2 separate regions of the Homo sapiens genome follow, and region 2 is linked to region 1. Evidence: chromatin contacts called from ENCODE Hi-C or POLR2A ChIA-PET data. All regions are on one chromosome and are shown on one strand. Each heading gives the region's core, a stretch centred on a gene start or an enhancer-like site at or near the end of the contact. The rest is flanking DNA. Distances are from core to core; before and after follow the strand shown.

What was found. A loop is a pair of places that touch in the nucleus more often than their neighbours do. ChIA-PET counts read pairs that join two places held with the same protein, here RNA polymerase II (POLR2A). Pooled maps may share reads with other maps.
Region 2: a map of natural killer cell shows a loop between it and region 1 (4-fold over the local background). The contact joins two enhancer-like sites. A Hi-C loop is called at or near these places in 24 of 168 maps with a recorded cell type or tissue (GM12878, GM13976, Right ventricle myocardium superior and 17 more) and 6 of 50 pooled maps. POLR2A ChIA-PET finds 5 or more read pairs at or near these places in 15 of 52 experiments (A673, BJ, Caco-2 and 12 more).

The regions. Positions count from the first base shown.
Region 1 is chr7:130,891,817-130,895,794 of GRCh38, reverse strand. The region is part of intron 6 of LINC-PINT (long intergenic non-protein coding RNA, p53 induced transcript); the gene reads left to right. Among named protein-coding and RNA genes, the nearest start is that of MIR29B1, 16 kb to the right of the region's middle. Within about 2 kb of position 1,399, at least 31 of the 41 ENCODE cell types and tissues checked have a DNase peak (open chromatin) inside an H3K27ac peak, as active enhancers do; they include dorsolateral prefrontal cortex, gastrocnemius medialis, left lung and 2 more, where a contact is called at or near this core.
Region 2 is chr7:131,025,753-131,029,833 of GRCh38, reverse strand. All of the region lies in intron 3 of LINC-PINT (long intergenic non-protein coding RNA, p53 induced transcript), which reads left to right. Among named protein-coding and RNA genes, the nearest start is that of LINC-PINT, 82 kb to the left of the region's middle. RefSeq lists an enhancer at 2,255-2,394. Within about 2 kb of position 2,518, at least 21 of the 41 ENCODE cell types and tissues checked have a DNase peak (open chromatin) inside an H3K27ac peak, as active enhancers do; they include dorsolateral prefrontal cortex, gastrocnemius medialis, left lung and 2 more, where a contact is called at or near this core.

The sequences.
Region 1 (3,978 bases), core at 150-2,649:
GAACAGACAGCAGAAAGGAACATGTCACAAGTGCACAATTAATCGCCAAATATATGGCTCAAGAAGGGGTGGTGATCAAACCAGATAATGTCTGTGAAAGTGCCTCTCTCCTGTCAAACTCCCAATTCCGAGCAGTCCTACAGTCGGCCCCTTCCACAGGGCGTAGCCCTGTCATTCCACCTCAAACGTCGTACACACTCGGCCTGTCCTACAAAGCCCTTCGTGATAAGGCCTGCTTCTCCTTCCCACCTTGTGGGACCCCCGACCCTGGAACCCCGAGCTGCAGAGCTGGAGAGAATGCACTCTGTTGTTTGGTATACGTGTTCCTTGAAACATTCACTCCTCCCCATTTTCCTTCGGTGTTTAACCTGTTCTTCCTTTAAAATTCGGCTTTTCCTTTAAAATCCAGCCTGGAGCTCCCCAATGAAGACTTCTGTGGCGCTGCAGGCAAAACTCACCACCTGCAGAGTCTCTGCTCTCCCTTGTCAAATACGCGTTTGTGACATACATTGGAAGGCATCGGGCACATTTCTGTCATCTGTGTGACTGTGGACCTCTGCCGCAGGGGTCATGTCCTTTCCCTTTACAGTGCTTGATGAGGTACACGTCTTGTCAATGTTTGTCACGGACTGAAACTTAACACATTAGAGAGGACAGCAAAGTCAGTTGACTCTAAATTGTTAAGGCACAAGCTCTGTGAGTTCAGAAGAGACATGTGCCAGAATCGGTCCAGGGAGGTTCTTAGAACCTACCAGTTCTAAGTAGGAGTTCTTAGAACCTACCAGTTCTAAGTAGGAATTCTTAGAACTGGAAGGTCAAAGCTTTGTACATGTGAAATAGATCAAACAATAAAAAGAATTCCATGTAGAATAGCTCAGTGTCTGTGGCTCCTAATGGCTCCCCCATTCTCTGCACCAGCCAGCGGGAGGAGAAAGCCTGCAGAGTGGGGGCAGCGGAGACAGAACATCTTAACCCCAGCAGAGGCTTTATCTAAGGAAGTAGAGCGAATGCCCTGAAGGTGGGTTGGACTTAGGTGGTGGAAAGGTTTCAAATGCACTCTGTTATCTTGCAGGTAGTGGCTGCCATTTATTACTTTAGAAAACCATGGCGACTTCATCAAAGTGGTGTTTTAGAAAGATGATCCAGGGCCGTCTTTTCCCTTTGAGAGTGGGAGGTGCCCTGTGGCCCTACCTTCATTTTCTGTGATGGTATTCCCAGTGGTTTCCTCCCTGTGGCTTTGCGGCTTAGTGGTGAACCAAGAGGCTTAGGATGCAGGTGCAAAGCCCCTCTACTCTTTAATGCCTCACTTCAAGGTGCAGGATCTTTCCCTCTGTAAACAAAGGCTTTCCTTCTGGCACTGCCCTTGACCTGCTCAGAGCTGTTCTCTGATCCTTTGGGTCTCTCTGCCCTCGTGACTGGCAGTGACCTGCTAGGCAGCAACCCCCACGCAGCAGGTGGTCCTCCAGAGCTGAGTCACCACCCCGGGAACCGTGCCCTGGTGAGGCCATCCAAGGTAGACCGGCACAGGGCGGGTGTGAGTGGCCTCTCCACCTGGCCCCTCGGTCTGGGAGGGCTCTTTCAGCTTGACAGAGAGAGCAAAGGAAACTCGGATTTTTGGCAAAGCAGAAAAACATTTTACCTGTGATCACAGTTATGGGCCTTGGTCAGTCATTTGATTTCAGCACACCCAAATTGTCCATTTACAGATACCTTGAGACATGGAAAGGGAGGAAATTTTTTAATGATGTTTTAAGATTCTGTTTGACCTCATGAATTAAGAGCGGTGAGAAGTAATAGAACACGGAGAGATACCTAAGCCATTGATTGATATTGTAGGCAATAAACAAGTGAGATTCAGATTATTTTTAAAAATTTTTTTCATGGGCACTGATGGATGTTTAAAAAATTATGACGTGTTCTGTTCATGACGCGTTCTGTTCATTTCCAGAGAAGAGAAAAATGTGGTTGCTTTTGAAAGGAGGTTTTTTGTTTTGTTTTGTTTTGTTTTTAAACGTCTAGCTTATTCATTACACCAGCGAATAGCAATGACCTCAGTCTAAAAAGCAAGTTAACCATCATCTCTCTCCTTGCCTGGGAAAAGAAGCCTTTATCTAAGTAGCCAAAAGATGGGCAAGGCTGACCACCCAGTCATTTCGGCTGATCAGGATTTTCCAAAAAACAAAAAGCTCTCTGTTTTCACAACTGAGTGACAACTCTTAGGAAATACTACCAGCTTACTCAGTTTGAGTAAGGCCATGGAGAAGTCTGGTGACAGTCAGTTGCCTGGATGCACATGTTACACATGGCTAACGATGCTGTCACCACTGGGAGCTTTCAGAATTGGAGAAAATAACACCGTGTCTCTTGCTTTCTGAACATGGAATTTTTAACTTTTTTTTTTTTTTTTTCTGGAGACAGAGTCTCGCTCTGGCGCCCAGGCTGGAGTGCAGTGGCATGATCTCAGCTCACTACAACCTCCACCTCCCGGGTTCAAACAATTCTCCTGCCTCAGCCTCCCAAGTAGCTGGGATTACAGGTGCCCACCACCACGCCTGGCTAATTTCTGTATTTTTAGTAGAGATGGGGTTTTGCCATGTTGGCCAAGCCGGTGTTGAACCCCTGGCCTCAGGTGATCCACCCACCTCAGCCTCCCAAAGTGCTGGGATTACAGGCATGAGCCACCCCATGCCCAGCTGGAATTTTTTAACTTAAAAAAAAAAAGTTTCAGTGTTTGTCCTTACCCATTATGTGCCCAGTTAGTTCTATACCAGTGAAAGTTCCCCCCAAAAGAAAAAGAAAAAGAAAAAAAAGACTGTCATTTTCTTGAGCAGCTTTCTTGAGCTCTGTGTGTGTATGCCTATGTCTGGGGCATACACAAGGACTCTGGCAGGCCCACTAAACTCTACCACGTAGTTGCCAGATATGCTGTAAACTGTCACCTGGAAGTTGGGATTTACTCTTTTATTTTTCTGTTTATTTTGCATGAGTACTGTATGTATAAAAAAGTAGCCACATATGGATGGTCAAAGGGTTTCCTAGAAATATGGATAGTCAGAGGGCTTCCTAGAAATATGGATGGTCAAAGGTATCCTAGTTTTTCAGGTAAACTCCACTAGAAACCAGAACCATATCCCAATTCCATAGCCTTTATTATTTCAGATCAATAGAAGCAGAATCAAAATGCATTTGGAGCTTAGAGGTCAATTGATTTGGAAACCACTCCGGTGCAAAGAATCTCTAGATTCATTGATTTTGGAGTATTGTTTAGGGGAAAAGGACTTTAAAGGCTGGGCGGGGAAGCTTTATTCCTTTTTTTTTTTTTTTTTTTTTTTTTTTTTTCAGAAGACATTTATGAGTTTATTGATTTGGCACATTTCCAGAGGACAATTCAGTGACATATACCAACATGTACAACAGATTCATCTTTTGACCCAACTTTTTCACTCTTTTTTTTTTTATTTTTTTTTATTTAATGTTTTTTTTTTATTATACTCTAAGTTTTAGGGTACATGTGCACATTGTGCAGGTTAGTTACATATGTATACATGTGCCATGCTGGTGCGCTGCACCCACTAACGTGTCATCTAGCATTAGGTATATCTCCCAATGCTATCCCTCCCCCCTCCCCCGACCCCACCACAGTCCCCAGAGTGTGATATTCCCCTTCCTGTGTCCATGTGATCTCATTGTTCAATTCCCACCTATGAGTGAGAATATGCGGTGTTTGGTTTTTTGTTCTTGCGATAGTTTGCTGAGAATGATGGTTTCCAATTTCATCCATGTCCCTACAAAGGACATGAACTCATCATTTTTTATGGCTGCATAGTATTCCATGGTGTATATGTGCCACATTTTCTTAACTTTATAACCTGTGTGGGGCAGGAGAATTAACCTGCTTTTGGATTAGAGGCTGCAAAAAAGCCAGTTCTGGTGACCACACTAAAAAGATTAATGAGCACTTAGCACCAAATTAAATAC
Region 2 (4,081 bases), core at 1,269-3,768, 130 kb before region 1:
GTTTAAACATTTTAGGAAATTTTATATTTAAACATTTCTTCCTCTCAGACGGGCGGGCTTGTCCATGCTTTTCAGCGGGTTGAGTCACTCCAGGACTACCCGCTCTGCGCCAGGTCCTCAGGAGAGTGCTGCCGGGGCTGCCTGGCAGACTAGTTCCACCTCGGTCCGCAGGGAGGCTGCATTTTAGGGTTGGTTACTAGACTGCACAGTGATGACCCCTTTCAGTACATTTTCCCCAGCTTTGTCTCCCTCCTTAACACTAAGATGTAGAAACAACAGCCTTAACATCAGGTTATCCCATCTGATTTTTGGCTTGGTGCAAACACAGAGCACCTAAAGGTGAATTACACAAGGAAATGGAACACCTTCGCCTGGAAGGTTGACTCCTGCACTTGGCTGTTGGCATTTCATGCATTCAACAAACATTTAGGATGTGCTCATTTTGAGCCAGGCTCTGTGATAGGGTGGGGAATACAGAAATAAAAAGGCCCTGTGCTGTCCTCAGTGAGCTTCCACTCTGGTGAGATAAATGCAGTGCAGTACAGTAACAGCTCTGATACTGAAGCATCTGGAAGGACTTGGGTCCAGCCTCTTGGCAAGTTCTCCTGGAGGAACTAACATTTGACCTATGATTGACATGGACTTTGGAGATGAATAGAGGTTAACCAGAGAAGATGGGAGTTGCCATTGGGGGGTTGGGGCAGAGAGTGAGGGAAAGTGTCAGCCCTGGTGGGTGCTACCTGGAGGAGGTTGCTGAGTATTGGAAGGCCCAAGGAGGCCAGAGACCAAAAAGTGTCCTGGGGACTGCAGGGTAAAAGGACCTGCTTTAGGTTAGGTAGCATTTGTTAAAACTTTTCGGACAGTTTAATTTTGAGCATGTGCCAACAGTTTGTTTTAGCTTTGCAATGCAAGGAGAGAGTCCTGCAGTAGGCACATTCAATGATTCGCTCTTGGTAGGGACATTAAGGGAAGAAAGTGATTAAATATCATCATTGAAACGAATGTCTGGTTAAAAACCTCTACACTCTGATAGTTGACAGTCAGCCGGGTAGATGGTAATGAGTTGCCCAGAGCAAGTCTTAATTTCCTTAAAGTTCATTTAGGAAATTGCATTAGAAAAAAAGCAAGCTTTTTTTTTTTTTTTTCCCTGGAATGCTGTTCATTTCTTCCTAGTAGGATACTGTGAATTTTCTAGCAGACCACTTGGTTCTATTCCAGACCAGGTACGGAACAGTTTTTCTTTGACAATTTTGAGATTACAGTGGAATGCAATCAAGTTTTTCAAGGACCTACCTGGTGAAGAGCTTTCTAAACTAAGCTGAGAGGAACTTGGGTTTTCATCCTGAGGGCAGTGTGGAAGCCAGGGAGGGAATTCATTTAAGTGGAGGAAAATCTCGACCATCCTTGTAGGGAGTGGATTAGCTGCAGTGTGAGGTTGGAGCAGTGGGAATAGTAGTTGGCAGAAAAGTTTAGTTATCCTGGGGAGAAATGATGAGGGCTTTGAGTTTTTTTGTTTTTTGTTTTTTGTCTTTTTTTTGAGATGGAGTCTTGCTCTGTTGCCTAGGCTTGATTGAGTGCAGTGGCACAATCTCGGCTCACTGCAACCTCCGCCTCCTGGGTTCAAGCAATTCTCCTGCCTCAGCCTCCCAAATAGCTGGGATTACAGGCGCATCCCACCATGCCCAGCTAATTTTTGTATTTTTAGTAGAGACAGTATTTCACCATGTTAGCCAGGCTGGTCTCAAAGTCCTGACCTCAAGTGATCCACCTGCCTTGGCCTCTCAAAGTGCTGGGAATACAGGCAAGAGCCACACCGTGCCCAGCCTGAGAGCCTTGAGTTCTGATCTGTCTTTTCCTCTCCTACTCAAACTCCTCTACCCCGAGGCAGAAGCATAGCTGGGGGGATGGAGGTGGAAATTGGTTGTTGCTTTTCCTCCAGAAGAGTTGGTTCAAAATTTTTAAATTTAAAGTAAATGATGGTAAGATCATGATGCAAGGATGTTAGAGGAAGCAGCCAGACTTTGAGATCAGGGCTGAGAGAAAGTAGTCAAAGGCCTTCTGCTGAGTGTACTCTGCCTCCAGCCACTGAGCCCACTTGCCCCATCTCTGTCTTTCCCGGGCCTGCTCACGTCTCTAGCCTCAGGCACTGCTTCAGAACCACAGTACCATCTGGCCTGGGTGTTCTGGCTGTTCTCAGTATTTCTGCTCTCATTTGCTGGAATTATGCAACACTCGGTCCTTCCTCCGAGGGCCGCCAGATGAGCCTACTTCAGTGCATCTGCTGTGGTTAAAACAGAATCTTCTGAGATGCGTTTATGCTAAGTTGCATACATATTTGTGTATGGTGATCAGCCCTGTTTACTTGGCATACAGCAAAATAGATCTATGTTTTCTTGCCACTGTTCAGTGATGATGTCATGTCATTCTGGGCAGAGGTAGAGCCAGATTGTAAGAAAGGACAGGGAACCAGAGCTGGGGGCGGAGCTGGGGGCGGAGCTAGGGGTGATTTCTGCAGTGATTGGGGGGTTGCACCCCCTCTGACATTATTTTGCTTTGGTGTCTCCATGGTCTGCTTTCCCAGGTTCTTCTCTATTGTCTTTCATTATAATGTTTAATCACTACCATGTTAACATACTGCCATAAAATAACACTCCACAATTACCTGGTAACAGATAGTATGGGTATATTTGAAGACATGCATTTCTCTTCTGAATTTGCTGTGAGTAGGGACTTGGCCTTTTTAACTTTTATTTCCCTAAGAAACCTGTATTCAGAATAAATAATTATTCACCTCTTATGTTTTTTTTCGCATGTCATCCAGGTTGCAAAAATATCTGGCTTTAATAATTCCGGAGGACTTAGTTTTTGGGGAGCAAAGGTAGTGAGTCAAACCTGCAAGCTTAGAAAGGAGAATTCATTTGAGTTTCATCATTCGGTCTGGAGGTTTCCTAGGCAACCACTTATGTAGTAATTAAAAGATGAGGAACTAAAAAGGTATGTGCTCGGCAATTTTAATCCTCAAATGCAATCCTTGTCAGATTGAGATCACAGAAACAACAACTTAAAATAAGTAAATTAAAAAGGCCAACATTTAATTAAAGGACACACACTGTTATTAAGGGGGGTGTGTGTGTGCGTGTGTGTGTGTATGTGTGTGTGTTGCTTTATCTTTTTAATGCTCTGTCTTGGAAGGGAATGTTCATATATATATGTATATATTTTATACTCACCTATTTGGGAAAGCAGAAGTGAGGTTATCGCTTCAAGTGACTGCTTTAGCAGTGAGGTTGGTTATTATTGGTTCACGTGTTTGTATCTGAATGTGTTACCATCAGTAGAATCTCCAGCATGTGGAGAAGAGAGCTTATTAGTCATGTTTCTTTTTTCAGTGTTCATGGGGGAGTTTATCCAGATGTTTTACTTGTTTCAGTCTACCTTAGATTGTGCTGAAATGTCCTCTTCTGTGGCTCAGGAGAAAGCGTAGAAAGGCCATTCATGAATAGAAATGAGAGACCCTTTTAGCAAGTAGAAACAACCTCAGTTTGCTAAAGGTTTTCCTCTTAACTCTTCACACTCACCCTTTTTATATAGGTTTCTACTCAGGTGACCTGAAGGATATGAGAAACATTTTTCTTCCTCTGTGAAACACTACCACTCCCAGACTTTAACACAGACTTTTCATTAAATTCCATTTTAACATTTTAATGAAAAAGGTGGCTTTTTTTTTTTCATGTGCCAGTGAAAGAGGAAAGTTCTGCTAGTTATGTGAGACTCACTTTCTTTTTTTTTGAGATGGAGATTCGCTCTTATTGCCCAGGCTGGAGTGCAGTGGCGCCATCTCAGCTCGCTGCAACCTCTGCTTCCTGGGTTCAAGCGATTCTCCTTCCTAAGCCTCCCGAGTAGCTGGGATTATAGGCACGCGTCACCACGCCCGGCTAATTTTGTACTTTTAGTAGAGACAGGGTTTCTCCACGTTAGTCAGGCTGGTCTCGAACTCCTGAACTCAGGTGATCCGCCCGCCTTGGCCTCCCAAAGTGCTGGGATTACAGGCGTGAGCCACCATGCCCAGCCCTCATTTTCA